Linked DNA regions of Homo sapiens: region 2 is linked to region 1. A link is a contact called in ENCODE Hi-C or POLR2A ChIA-PET data. All regions are on one chromosome and are shown on one strand. Each heading gives the region's core, a stretch centred on a gene start or an enhancer-like site at or near the end of the contact. The rest is flanking DNA. Distances are from core to core; before and after follow the strand shown.

Evidence for each region. A loop is a pair of places that touch in the nucleus more often than their neighbours do. ChIA-PET counts read pairs that join two places held with the same protein, here RNA polymerase II (POLR2A). Pooled maps may share reads with other maps.
Region 2: a pooled map shows a loop between it and region 1 (2.0-fold over the local background). The contact joins two enhancer-like sites. A Hi-C loop is called at or near these places in 1 of 168 maps with a recorded cell type or tissue (endothelial cell of umbilical vein) and 3 of 50 pooled maps. POLR2A ChIA-PET finds 5 or more read pairs at or near these places in 1 of 52 experiments (activated CD4-positive, alpha-beta T cell).

The regions. Positions count from the first base shown.
Region 1 is chr4:182,602,006-182,609,666 of GRCh38, reverse strand. The region is part of intron 4 of TENM3 (teneurin transmembrane protein 3); the gene reads right to left. Among named protein-coding and RNA genes, the nearest start is that of DCTD, 310 kb to the left of the region's middle. Within about 2 kb of position 4,451, at least 2 of the 41 ENCODE cell types and tissues checked have a DNase peak (open chromatin) inside an H3K27ac peak, as active enhancers do.
Region 2 is chr4:182,920,017-182,927,677 of GRCh38, reverse strand. No RefSeq gene overlaps it. Among named protein-coding and RNA genes, the nearest start is that of DCTD, 6.5 kb to the right of the region's middle. RefSeq lists a silencer at 2,113-2,315. Within about 2 kb of position 4,122, at least 3 of the 41 ENCODE cell types and tissues checked have a DNase peak (open chromatin) inside an H3K27ac peak, as active enhancers do.

The sequences.
Region 1 (7,661 bases), core at 3,202-5,701:
GACCAGACGGTAGCAATATTATATTACTGTGAGATGTAACTGGAACAATTTCTGGTAGCAGTATTTCAAGTGGTTCAGAATATGAAGTGAGATGCTACGAAAGCACAAAGAAGGTTACAGCAGAATCAGAGGGGTTATCAAATAGAATTGATTAAGTTTAGTTGGTTAATTGCATGTCCAAGAATTTAATCTTATGGTATAAGAAGAAAGAGTTCTCAGACTGGTGTAATAGAAAACAGACTTTACCTCAGGTTTGAAATTAGTGGAGAAGAAAGTAGGCAAAAGCCTGTCCAGGAAAAAATAAAGGAATGCAGAAAAAGATATGCAATTATCTTTGACAGGGTGTATATTAATTGGTGATGAAACCAGAGAATGAAATTCCAGAGAAAAACACAGTTTTAAAATTAAGGCTGGGTGTGGTGGCTCACGCCTGTAATACCAGCACTTTGGGAGGCCCAGGTGGGTAGACTGCATAGCAGACCCAGTCTCTACAAAAATTTAAAAAACTAAAAAATTAATCTGTGCACGTTTCCATCATGGAGTAGCCTCCCAGCAGGCTCCTCCGCAAATGGTTCCTGGCCTAGCGTCCCCAGTCCCATCCCCAAGAGTTGCCACTGAGGTCCCACCAGCCTGCAAGCAAGAGCATGGGCCATACCCTCCAGTCCCTCCAGCCTCTTGCTTGGGGCCACCCACGACTACTACCTACAGTAGGTTCCACTTCCAACAGCAGCTCCTGCGGCGGCACCGAGTGCCATAGGGAAGCCGCCCCTGAGCCCCTGGCTGACCCAGGTCACTGGCGGGCGAGCTCCTTTCATGGCCATGGTATTTTTATGGTCCGCAGAGCACCCGGGGCCTCCTAGGACCCCTGCAGCAGGACCGCCTGTGGCCTGGCTTGGGGACCTCCCAGGAGGCAGTCCGATGGCCTGTCCAGCAAAGCCAGTGCTGGGTCCTAGCCCTGACCTGAGCGGCCACCCCCAAACCCGGGCCTGCAGAAGCGCTAGGACGCCAGAATCCCTCCCCGCCGCCGCGGACCCTGCAGACCGGGCGGCTGCAGCAAGCGGACGAGCAGGGCGCTCTTTTACATCAACACAGCTAACACCAAAAAGGAGACAGCCCTCCTCACTGTCCCAGCGCACGTGAGCTCTCCTGACACCTGTAACTTTTCACCTTGCACCTCGTGGAAAATAAACGCCAAGCAGCCGGTAGACAAATAAATAAATGCTAATAATTAAATATTAAGAAATTATCTGGGCACCATGCCACACCTGTAGTCCATGCTACTCAGGAGGCTGAGGCAGAAGGATTGCTTGAACCAGAGATGGGAGGTCAAGACTGCTGGGAGCCGTGATTGTGCCAATGCACTCTAGCATGAGTGACAGAGCAAGGCCCCGTCTCAAAAAAATATCAATCAATCAATCAATCAATCTTTAAAAAAACTGAATACACCTTGATTCCAGGAAAAAATAAAATCACCAGGTAGCAAGGATGTCAAGTAGACATAAAATATGTATGCATACTTATGTACAAATACATACACATACACAAGTAAAGAGGACTGAGACATACTTTTACAGACAATACTAGTGAATGGTATTTTTAAAAAGCCTCACAAAACAGTTGCTCGAGAGGAAGAGAAGTGCTTGAGAATGACAGGTCATTTTCAGATGAAGATAATGGCTTAATCGCAATCACTGACTAGGACCAGAGTAAAGGCACAGATTACCTTTTACACTGTTCACGTTCAAAAAAGTGTGATTCAAAATGTGTTAGAAGTAATTAACAATTCATTTCTACAGGTACCATGAAAATTAAGATGATCATGTGTGAACATTTTATATAGATTACGGTTATCCAAAGCCAAACATTATCAGAATATACAGTATCTGCAATTTATTGAAATTACGCTTTCAATATCACTTAAGGACTATAGCAAATGATTAATGCATACTTTCTTGGTGTCTTAATTGCTATTAAAAAGAAACTGGTTCACTCCAATTAAACAAAATAACACTCCCACTCTATTGTACAGTACTTTTATCATGCACAAAAGACTCTAAAGCGTTCAATACCTTAAATAAAACTGGGGTCTCACTTCTGAGTGATGTGAAGACAATGCATCTATGAAGGCTTTTATTGATTCATTCCAAACATTTATTACTTTAGTTAATTAAATGTTTCAAGGATATGAATAGTTGCCTTTCATTATTATTTGAAGATTTTTTTTCTTCTCAAGAACAAAATTAACAGTCTGGGCGTTCCTACCTACAAAAATCCACCTACTTTTTGTTAAGCGACGGGAAGAGTGAGAAAACTAAGAGATTTTAATCTAGTAAAATTAACCATGGTTTAATTTCATGTTTAGCCTACCTAACACATAAAGATAAATTAGACAAAAATATCTCAGTTAAGACAAATGCTTTTCTTATTGTTTGGAGAGATGAGAGCTACTTTATGATGAAAGGTATTAACCAATGAGGTGCCCTTCACAATGGCTGCTATTACCATTTGGTAATTATTTTAAAAACATTTACGGAACACCTAGCATGTGCCACGTGCTCCACTTACTTTATTTCATTTCACACTTATAAATCATTTTGAGTAGGTATTATTATTGCATTGGAAACTGACTTCACATTTAAATATGTGACCTCACATTTAAATAGTTAGTGAAAATGGTGGATGCAGGATTACAAACCAGGTCTCTAAAGCATATGCTTTTCTCATGACGCTAAACTGTGATTTGTATCCCTACTATATCCACCAGGTTTTAATTAGAATATATATCAATACTGACTCCTGAGAATGACCTTCATTTGAGAGCTGCTATTGGTCTAGAACCTTCTTTCACATTTTAATTATTGGCGTGACGCCCACTAAACAATCAAGTTGAGGCTACAGCATTACAAGTGGTTAATAATAATCTCACATTAAAAAATAGGGCTTTTACTCTCACTTATCTTAATAACCATCTTTGAAACTTTATCTCAAACTTTCCTAGAATGAAGCCTCTACTTCAGCCTGAGAGAATGGTTTTGGAAACCCAAACTGTAATGCTGCTGGAGACACAGAGATGTTTATTCTTTGAGTAAATTCAGGACCATATTTTATATACGCTACCTTTTTTTTTTTTTTTTTTTTTTTTTGAGACAGAGTCTCCCTCTGTCGCCCAGGCTGGAGTGCAGTGGTGAGATCTTGGCTCACTGCAACCACTGCCTCCCGGGTTCAAGAGATTCTCTCACCTCAGCCTGCCAAGTAGCTGAGATTACAGGTGCCCACCACCCCGCCTGGCTAATTTTTGTATTTTTCGTAGAGACGGGGTTTCACCATGTTGGCCAGGCTGGTCTCAAACTCCTGACCTCAGGTGATCCACCCGCCTCGGCCTCCCAAAGTGCTGGGATTACAGGCGTGAGCCACCACGCCCGGCCTGCTACCTCTTGTTCTCTTGATATTGTGATAAGTGTTCTCTTGAAACTCTGAGAAGAAAATTAAGACAAATATTTTAAGTATTATTTTAGGAGCTACATATTTTGGAGGCCAATAGAAGCTTTTTCTGCGAAGGGGGTCAATAAAAGTTTAAATATTTGCTCTAAGTTAGCAATAGAAACTATTAGAAATGTTCAAGTCTGGAGCCTTACCTGCATTCAACCTGCCTTTCTCGTTTGATTTCTTATTCTTATTTATCTAAGGCATAAGAAAATTTGGACTTAAAATTAACTTTACTCTTGGAAATAAAACTTAGTGTGGTAATCACACGTCCCTCTTTGCCTGGTACAGCTATCAGTTTATGCTGCAATTCCAGGGTAACTGTTGATATGGCCCCTTCTCACTCTGCAAGTGTCCTGGCTTTAGTAATGAACTATATGGTCACCACAGAGCTTAGGCACTGAATTAAGCTTACAATAGCTTCCTCAATTATCCTCCTCTCTCTGAGACAAAGGTTTTTTTAGCCAGGGCTTGAAATAGGCCTTAAATATTAACAGCACACAGCAAATTCTTGAACTTTATATCTCCCTCTTCATGTTTCTTCCCATTCTCACAAATAAACAATATCCCTTCCTAGTCCTCTTAAGAAATACTAAGTTATAAAAGGTGCCATATTTTAAGAGACTTAGAATCCAAGTGATTTTTTACTATTCATTAGTATATAATTTAAGTTGACTTTCCCTTTTTTTTTTTTTTTTAAATAAATGATGATGGTGAAACTTTAAGAATTTCCTACCATTGGCCCAGGTCCAATTTTGAAATTTTTGTTAAGTAACCTTAGGTTCTTCATTTTTGGACCTCTTTTCCATATTCAGTAATATTCCTTTTCCCCACAGGTACCCTGTGTCTCCCCAAGCTGTCTTTAACAAAAGCATATGGCATCAGCATCAGTCAGTCAACCTTAGTCATCGAGCTACCTTCCCAGGCATATTTTACTTGAAGTTGTATCTTTAATTACGGAGGATTCCACTACTTACTACCTCACTAATGGTAGTTTATTAGTTATCAGTAAGTGGGTGGAGGTTAATTCTTCAGCTGGGAAAGGTTTCCTCTGGGGCAGGAAAGCTACCCCATATAGGATGCAGACACACGTCAGCAAGGCTGACTCAGACCCGGTGTGTGTATGACTGTTTTTACCTTCCCTACAACCATTTTAAAGAAGATAAAAAGAGAAAAAAGTATCATATCTTAGTTTAGTAAACAATATCTCTGTTTAGGTATTCTGTTTTTTTAACGACGTTAACAATTGATCTCACATTAATGCGGCTCAAGACATCTCAATATTGAAATAAAAAATGCACTAATAAAGAGGCAATTTAATATGCAATTTCATACATTAATAATTAGCAAAGCATTACTGAACTAGAAGGTAAAAAGCTATGGGAACATAACTAATGAACTATCCATGCCAAAGTAGGCTTCATAATAAAACAAGACTTTAATAAATCTTTTATTAAATGGCTACAAATGAACCGTTTTGTTAACATCTAATAGGTAACTACTAAGCTGTTTAATTCACGTATATAAATGAGGAACTTGCAGGCAATTAACTTTACAGTTGCTGAAGGACAAGGCTTCTCAATGAGAGTTACTGTACCATACCTTTAAGTGCTGCTGCTGTACTGGGCCAATTCTAAGCGTTTGCTCAGCTGCTCTGTATTCTTGTAGCAGCTATTATTACATACTGAAGCAGCTGAAGTATAAAATAAACAAAGGGCAAGCTATAGGCTCTCCAATGCCCTAAAAGTGAATAATCCAAAGTATAACAAATAGTGAGCTCAAAGAAAAGGAATTTTCAGGAAAATTGTAAGCAAGCACTTGGTATTATACATAGGGACCGATTGTTAATAGGAAATGATGACATAATAAGGAGATGCTTATGAACTGCAAAGGCATTTTTGGATCTCAGTGTGACTCTAGGAGATCTGAAAGTCACTGGAGATTATAGACCAGAAGTATTCTATTCACTGAGTGGGAATGTACAGTACACAGTCACATTGATTGTCTCCAGCAGGAGCAAATGTTAAATTCATTAGAGAAAGGAAATAAACATTTTTATGGAAGCAAGAAACTGCCTGGTGAAAAAGAATGCTTTTGAATAAATCAAAATGATAGCTATACTGAAACATATAGGACAAAGTAGAAAATCCTTTTATGCCTTTTCCAGCAATTCACATAAACTGTAAGTCTACAAATCACTGAGATTTTCAAGGGTTATTACATGCCATTTTGTAACCAATTACTATCAATTTGTGCTGAAAAGAGAAAAGGGGGAGGAACTAAGAGAAAAATATAGAGATTCTTATTTATTCGTAACTGAATTTTAAACTTCATAGCTTATAACCTTTAAGTGGCAGTTTCAGAAAAAGTGAGAATTAGCAAAATCGGTGTGTGTGTGTATATATATATATATATATAAATAATTGCCAAAGATGAAACAATACACTAGATTAAAAAATAGTTAAAGGCAGACACAAGTCTGGATAAAGTTGTTAATATAGCTGAAACTGAGTCTGAGAATCATACTCAATAGGGAACCTTAACTAAAAGAAGGAAAAATCAATGATAAATAAGACTGGTTCTTCACCTCCAGAGTTCCAACCAAGTGAGACTATTAAAGAAACCACAGTAGTACTGTGTCGGTACAGTGTGAGATTTTCACATCACTGCTTAGCTTCACTCACTGAGTACTGCAAGTTGAAATATCATTTCTTTTGATTAGCGACACTGTAAGATGTGAACTTTGGATAACGAGAAAACAACAAAACTATACTGCAGATTAAAATTTGTTAGTGTAACAACAAATTTTTAGATTAATTATTCTGTATATTTATTAGTGAGATCATATCAGCGGTTGATTTCCTCCCTGAAACTCATAAAACTGTATAATATTAATTCCATTGATGATTCATTAATGGCATTACTTTGAAATGGAAGAAAATCTCAGTAACTACTCACCATGGGAGTGATTTCTTATATGGTCTGAATATAGAGAAACCAGCTACAATTTCACATATGGCTACAGTGGATTTTCTTCTAACCAACTACTTTCTTTCTTTAAAGTCTCATCAATCAAAATTTCCAGTGCAATAAGACGAATAACAAGAACGCATCTTACTCTTCTCAAAATTATTCCAAATTCACTGGAAGACATGGTTTCACGGAATGCTAACTCTCCTACTGACAGTTTTTGAGGCTTTTGTGTTTTATAACATCACTAAAATTAAACACGTTTCTGAGGATTTAATTTGACATATTTCATAAATATTTGTCAAAACAATTATTGTCAACTACAATGTAATATCCATATTCAATCTGATGACTCAACTGGAAAATTACTTTTTTCCTAATAAATTTTTTCCAAATGACAATAGTGAATCGGTGTTGATTAGCTGTTCAGTGTGTGCTAATTAATTACACTGGGTAAATTTACGTCTGTGCTAATAACCTCAGGAAAAAAAAATCCGTATACATGACTGTGTCTTAAGTGAAGAGAAATCTGCTGTTTGCCTATTTTTCCTGTTCTTTCTCTTCCTAATTTCTCCCAGAAGAATGTTCAATAATACAAAATAAACAATAAAACTCAACTACTCGTGGCTGATATGGATAAAAAGATAAGAGTTCTTTAGAACCTTGTTCTTAGGTCAAGAGTAAAAGAAAACACAGAAAGACTTTCATTGTTGACAACTAACTGTGGGGACCTCCTGCTAGCTCATCCTCAAGGCAGAATGGGTTGAGACCATATACCTAATGGTGAGAAATAGCAATGTATTCATTGTGAGACACTTTGTTCACCCAGAAGCTAATTTAAATCCTAATGTTAACCGGAAGCTCTAGGGCAGGACATTTTGGGGGACAGTCTCTCAAGGCGTCAAGAGCTCTCTATTTTCTGGCTTTTCTATGGTGATAACTCTTTTTCTCCAAGCCTAACGGAAACCCTGGGGCAGAGAAGAAATAAAGAATAAGAGGAATGTTGGGGGAACCTCCCCGCAAAGCTGCCAACAGAAGACCAATAAGGTAAGACACCACTGTTGGTTGTGCAATACATAATTACAAGGAGACAGTGACTGTTACGCTCCTGTCCAAAGAAAGAAGGCGAAATTTTATATGCCAGGAGATCCTGAATAATGAAATGGATTAGCTCAAAACAGCTTTCGCTGATCATACTTTTGTATGAG
Region 2 (7,661 bases), core at 2,873-5,372, 320 kb before region 1:
TATCATTGTAGTTTTAATTTTCTTTTCCTGATGACCAATGACTCTGAGCACATTTCAAACACGTTTATCAGCCATTTTGTGCCCTCTTTTGTAAAGTCAAGTTTGTCAAGTATCTTGCAAACTTTTCTGTAGGACTGTTTCTTATTGATTTGTAGGAATTCTTTATATATACTGAAGATGTCTTTTATCATTTCCATAATATGCTCTTTCTTTGCTATAACTTACCTTTCCCATTCTCTCAATGAAAAAGAAAAGTTCTTTTTTTTTTGTAGACGGAGCCTTGCTCTGTCACCCAGGCTGGAATGCAGTGGCACGATCTCGGCAATGAACCCCATTAGTGAGGGCTCCATCCTCCTGAACAAGTCTGTGTTTCTTTTGCTAAATAGCCTAAGAGCTCATTGTAGAAATTGTTCTAAATTCTAGAGAAATAAGGCGGGTGTGGTGGCTCATGCCTGTGGTCCCAGCACTTTGGGAGGCCAAGGTGTGTGGATCGCGGGAGCCTAGGAGTTCAAGACTAGCCTGGGCAACATGTGAAACCCTGTCTGTACTTAAAAAAATACAAAAAATTAGCTGGGGATTGGAGACCCGGTCCTAGAAGCAATTCTTATTATATGTATTTCCCTATTGCTGAATGTGATTGGATATATGCCTGCAAGCTTTTAAATTTGTGTTTCCATGAATTTCTAATGGATTTCCTAAATGATAGGAAGCCCTGTGAATTTGGGACCTGTGCCTTCCATCTGATTCAGAAGTCTTTATAAAGTCCTAAATAGTAGTCTTCCTGGCACCACTGTACATATTCCTTAGTGCCAGATTGGTTTCCCACAGTGCTGTTTTCTGTCTTTCTTTGTCTTTGCTTGGCTCTTCCTAGAGAAGTACACATTAAATTTTCTTTTTCTAAAAAAAAAAAAAAAAAAGCATTACCATAGGGTGGATAGCAGGAGGAGGGCTGATGTCCACCGATGACTCCCAGTTCAACCTGGGCCACAGTCAGCTGTTTGGACTACTGAGGCCACCACGTACTGACTTGCAAACTGGGATTCTGGTTCCTCATCACAGGACTCGGCAAACTTGACAACTAACTGTTGCCTTGGCTGGCACAGGCCACTGTGTTTGCACGGCCTCCCTGCCCATGTTTGCATGGCCCTTGAGGGAAGGATGGTTTTTACATTGTTAAATGGTTGAAATGAAACCAAGAAAAGAACAATATTTTGAGGCATGTGAAAATTAGACGAAATTCACATTTCAGAGTCCATAAATAAAGTTTGGTTGGCTATAGCCACTCTCATTTGTTGATGTCCTTGACAGCTCTTTACAACAGCAGAATTGAGTAGATGCACACACACTGCAGAGACGCAGAGACCGTGTGACCCTCGAAGCCTAAAATCGTTACTCTCTGGTCCTTTACATGTAAAGTTTGTAAACCCCTGCCTTATCTGGGGGCCAAAAGAAAAAAAAGAGAGATAATGATTCCTACACCAGAAGGTTTTTGTGAGGATTGAATGAATACTAGTGATAAAATAAGAGACTGTACCTGGAATATGTGGGTGCTTCAGAAATGATTTCCTCCCACCAAGCTTAGCAGCTGGCTCTTATCACATTCCCTAAACAGTTACATTTACAGCCAAGGTGGCTTTGGATCACAGCACAGAGCTTCTGCATGTCACACAGATGGACAGGATAAATGTACCTCACCGTCTACTCAGAAATACCCTTCATGAATGAAACTCCTAGAAATCTGCAAGGATGAATTTAAACCTAAATGCTTCCCCATGAATTTGAGAAACCTCTAATATCCAGTCTAGAAATCACACAGCTGAGTTTAATAATTTATAAGTGTTTTATGGGTAGCAGCACAATAGTTGGGAAAGGCAAGTTGCTCATAAACTGTTCCCCCAGATCCAGGAGATGTAGATTGCAGTGGAAAGCGACTCTACCTTGCTTTCCAAAATTAATCTTTAAAAAAAAAATTGAACTTTTTAGAGGTAGGGTCTCGCTGTGTTGCCCAGGCTGGTCTCGAACTCCTGGGCTCAAGCAATCCTCTCTCTTCGGCCTCTGGAATAGCTGGGATTACAGGCTCGGCAACAGCCCTTTAATTCTAAATCCTCTCCCCAAGTGACTCCCTGCTTCAGATAATTTTATGTTCATATGGCCACTAGAGAGCACTTTGAGACTAACAAACTTTGCTCTGTGCGCCCAGGCCTCTGCTGCACCCTGGTCTCCTGAGGTGGAGGGGCTGTGTTCCGCTGCTGCGCCATCTAGCTACCAGCGGCGGCCTCCAAATGGCTATCAAGGCTGATGGATGCATTTTGTGAAGCTTAGTGACCTGTGGTAGTGATAATGAAGTATTCTGAAGCTCAGATAACATTTTATTCTGTCACTATGGTTTTCTGACTTTAGTGACATCACCTAATTTGTACTGCTTTGCCGCGTGTTTCTCAGGCAAGCATTTCAGCCAGGGTCCCAGTTTCCTTATTGCTCCTACTCCCTTCTGTCAGATTGAATTTCTCTCAAAGAGAAAATATTGCTTGATATTGATTCCAGTGCACAAGATAATTTCAGGTTCTCACTCTATAGTTCATCCAGGGGCCCTGTTTAAAATCTTGAAGAGGTTTTCCAAGGCTAAGAGGCACAGTTCAAAAGAACAGTTCTTGAATGTGTTTAAAAGACCCTTGGCTACATTTTCTGATGTTTCATCAGCAGCTTGCACTGATACACTTTCCATTGCTATTACAACTGAACCATATCATAGGGAGCTGTACCAGCAAGACCATCAAGTTTTCTAAAAAGCTATAAAGCTTTCATGTTTTCTGGCCTATTTCTTACTGTGCTCTTAAAAATGTTTAGCTTCTGCCGAGCCAAATGTGTACCTCCAAAGGCAGACGCAGTGAAAAACTCTTCAAGTATCTCAGTGACTGCTGCAATATCTGTATATACAGCAGGAGGATGATTCTGTTTGGATGGAGGAAGGGGCAGTTCTCTGTGGTGTGCCCTGTGAATGAATCACACCGCCCTTCGGCGAGGCCCGTCAGCACTGGGGTCCAGCTACGGATGTAGAAGGAGAATCCACTTTCCTGACCACTGCTTATGAGCACTCCCCAGAGCCATTCCATTCTGGTATCATTGTTTGCATCAAGGAGAAATCAAAGTCATCAGTTCTAGCCCTGACTCCTCAACAGGTGGAGGCATTTATAAGGAGAGGTTTTCAGGGGATTTCTTTGAGGTTTTCAAAAATCCTAAATAATTTCTCCCTCTTTTGAATGACACTTGACTTTCAAGTAAAGAATATGCCTGCATGTGAAATGTCAGTTCTGTCTAATAATAACCTGCTTAATGTGCCACTGAAATCGCTAATCGAATTTGCCACCATTTTAATAAAATGAAGTTCTTTTCCTCTGTCCTGGCGCCTGGCTCCTAGAAGCTGGTTAGAACGGTCAGACTGTTACAAACAAAACGGATGGCTTCATAAGGAAATTACACTCTAAAATGTAAACTCACTATCTCGCTCTTTGCCGACACACGTCGTTGGTACTTTGCCATGAGAATAGCAAGGAAGTGAACAGGCTACTAACCAAGACTTTCAAGAAATATACTTCTCTAGGTTTCACAGGGAGCCATGAATATGAAAACTTAACGGAGTGGAAGGCAAGATAAGGAGTTTCCATGGGGACATGTGCATTATTGAGTAGATATGGCTAGTTTTCAGCAGCCAGACTTAGTTTTTAGCTATCAGTCTCTAACCCAGACCAAGCCACCTTCTTCTCCAGTCCTGGAGGGTGTACCACATGCTCCTGTTTCTTTATTTCATGTGATGCTTTTTTGTGTGTGGGTAATATGATGGTCAAACTTTATCTGAAAGGCAATGTTATCCCTGGGATTTCAACACGGGTCGAATAGTACAAAGCAGAAAGATTATCTACATGTGCATGTATGCATGTTTCTTTGACTGAAATTCCATGGTTCTTGGGGGCTACAATTTTGTTAAGGACATATGAACATTTAATATTTAGTGAATGCAAAGAAATGGCACTGACTCTGCCTTGTCTGGGCTTTGTTCCAGAAACCAATACAGATGGAGTCTTCTCCCTAGCTAGTGCAAGGCTCCGGTTAGGGCAACCTCTCATACTTAAGGCTGCGATGCTAGTAATTCTGCCTGAGCTCTCGCTCCATATGCAGGCTCCCATTCCTTGCAGCGAGTGTATCTCGCACTCCTTCCAAAACAGAAACTGGGGTATAAACACAACTGAATATTGTGCTAAGTGGAAGTAATAATAAAGGGAACAGGAAAACCCCTGCCTTTATAACCTACTTCCTAGGTGGGAAGAAGGGGCTTTTTTAGGTAGAAGACACACACACACACACACACACACACACACACACACAATCATATTCTGCTTTGGGACAGCTCTCTTTTATTGTTGTCTTACATCGCCACTTAACCACTGAATCTTGGGTAACCTATTATGTAGTTTGATCTTCTCTCCGGCAAAGAGAGGGAGAAGACTGATGCGGCTTTCTTTACGCCCCTCGAAAGCTTGGCAGAGTGCCTTCCACAGAGAGGCTCAATAAACAGTTGTGTTTTGATTCATGGACTGCAAAGCTGGACATGAGCAGTGTGGCATGAGGAAATCTCACCAGAGCAGCCGTGTGAATGGGAGCGAGCCAAGTCATCTTTCTGGGCCACTATTTCCTCATCTGTAAAAAGAAGGGGCTGGACTCAATGATTGCTAAGGTCACTTCCCAGCTCTGTAAATTCCATGCTTTTAAAAAATGCTCGGATCCTGAAAGAAGACCATCTTCTTGGGTTTGCAGACGAAACAGCCCGGGGTGTATTTATGTTTGACCTCCTACCACATTCTGACTTTCTACTCTAATGAATCCTGGTTTATTCTTCACTGAAATGGCTCGGCTCCAGGAGCCCTTGGTGTGATTCTAACACAGTGTAGATATCGATTTTTCTTGCAGGTTAGTGGTTACTGTAACCACCACACTATTAGATCTCTCTCATTCTCTTAGGGATGATTTCATGAGGGCCGTTCCACTCCCTTTGGTTGATATTTAACTCAATCCAGGGCTAATTTGAAGATAGCATTACTAGGATCATGCTTCATGGCTGAGAGCTCCCTACCTTGTATCACTTCAAGTTGTCTATCAAACACTGCAGCAGACAGAGGTTCATCAGAAATGGGGCCTTTGGAGAACTCTGGCCTCGGTACTGCCTTGTTGCTCTCTGTCAGCTCTTGAATCAAAGCTTTGAATTGCTTACTGTGAACAGTGTCAACAGTCATTCACATAGGATAGGGTTCCTCCCTTATTTTGTTTGCTCCTGACTGTGGAAGATGACTTTTTCCCTCATGGCATTAACAACAGATTGTTGTTGTGGTAGGATCACAGGTGTTATCTTCAATATACACATACATGGTGTGCCACAATACTAAAATGTTAATTTGATTCGCGCCTTCTCCTTTCAGAGGTTCACACCCAGTGAGCTTTCCAGTTAGCTGAGGGAAGGCGCAACACGTCAGGCAGGTTATGATGGCCATTAGCTCCCAACTACAATTTCACAGGGACTTTCATTTACAATGGTTCTTAGGCATTCACCTTGCTACACCAGTTAAAATACACACTGCAAAATGAGTGGTGACTCTGATGTCAATAAAGAATTCTATATCCAGAACCGTAATACCTTGTTGATTACCCTTTAGGAGGTTCCTTGGTGACCCCAGCGTAGAGGGTGTAATTTAATGAAATCATTAACATTTCTATAAAGCCAACAATCTGATACATTCTCTTCAGGTTAGGCACTTTCACAGAATAGCGTAAGTGACTGTTCCACATGAAGCATTATCTTTTCTTGTACAACACTGAAAGCTTACATGCTGCTTGACAAATGTGAATTTTAAAAAGTAAGAATGATTGGCACTTGGTAACTTACACAGAAATAGAAAGTGGTACGAGAAAATTGCCCATTTCTTTTAGATTTAATATGTTTTTTTTTCTTTTAAGAAGCAATAAGACATGTAATTTCCATCCACTTCAACCAGTTGTGTATGAAAGAGGCTACAAGTTCAGCTCTGTAGAAGCAAAGAAGTCATGGGGAGAGGCATCACACCAGGAAAGAGGAGACAGCCTTCCCCTCCGCCTTCAGCTCTGCTGTACGAGAGATGGTCATTTTCAGGCCAAGCCCCAAATCCTAGGACTGAGATCCATGCCTCCTTAAAATGATACTGTTCACTCTTGTTTCCCTGACCCACCAGCCCCAATGTCTCACTTATCAAATGTCTCTCCAGGTCTATGAATTGCAAGGAGAAAAAGGAGGCGGATAGGGAAGTAGAACCAGAGTTCACAGACAAAGACTTCTCTCTATGAGTTAGATGCTCCAAACAATTTGGCATAGAACAATGATTTTCTATTAACTCATTTATTTAGTCAACAAATATTTATTAATAAAAAACGGCAAAACACCCAGCTTTGTGCATATGCCATGTTAACATTTCCTTATTGATCTTCATTGAAAAAAAAGATTTTTTTTTTTTTGAGATGGGGTCTCCCTCTGTCACTCAAGCTGGAGTGCAGTGGTGCAGTCACAGCTCACTACAGCCTCAACCTTCTAGGCTCGAGCAATCTTCCCTCCTCAGCCTCCTGAGCAGCTGGGACTACAGGCATGCACCACCATGCTTGGCTCATTTAAAACTTTTTTTTTTTTTTTTTTTTGCAGAGACTGGGTCTTGCATAGCCCAGGCTGGTCTCAAATTCCTGGGCTCAAGCGATCCTCCCACCTTGGCCTGCCACTTTGCTGGGATTACAGGAGTGAGTTCATTACAACAAACCCGGCCCTTCATTGTAATTTTGAAGATGTATAATGACAAAGTAATTGGTGGCTTCAACTCATAACAAAAACGCTGTTTAGGGATCCTGATTTTTTTTCTGATAGGAGTGCTCTGTCATGTCAATTTGCAGTCTGTATGCCCTTCATGGAACACAAACAACTGACCTCATGCTCTAACATACATACGAAAATGTATATACAGGTTGAATATCCCTTCTCCAAAATGCTTAGGACCAGAAGTGTTTCAGGTTTTGGATTTTTTCAGATTTGGGAATATGTGCATATATGTAATGAGGTGTCCTGGGGATGGGACCCAAATCTAAACACAATATATATTTATGTTTAATATACACCTTACATACATAGCCTGGAAGTAGTTTGACAGGATATTTTTCATAATTTTGTGCACCTATCACATGAGGTCAGGTGTGAATTTCCCACTTGTGGGAGTGTCAGCACTCAAAAAGTTTCAGATCTTAGAGCATTTTGGATTTTGAATTTTCAGGTTAGGGATGCTCAACCTGTACTGTATTGATAAGACCACATATTTATTTTTTTCTAGAATTTTCATTGTGACTTTTTTGTGGTTTAGCAGACTTACAGTCATCCCTTACTTAAGATTTAAAAAGAGTTTTCTCTAGTTTGCACTTTAGCATGGAAACATAAACAATTATTCCTTTGAAAACCAGTCAAAGTGGCACTTTGCCTCTAAGTGCAGTTGTTATGCAAAGGAGTTTTTGGTCCTGACTGACAACCACCAAATTAAGAACAACAGGCAGTTTATAACAACATTTACTATGTTCACTGGGCCAGCAATAAGGTTCATTTTTTT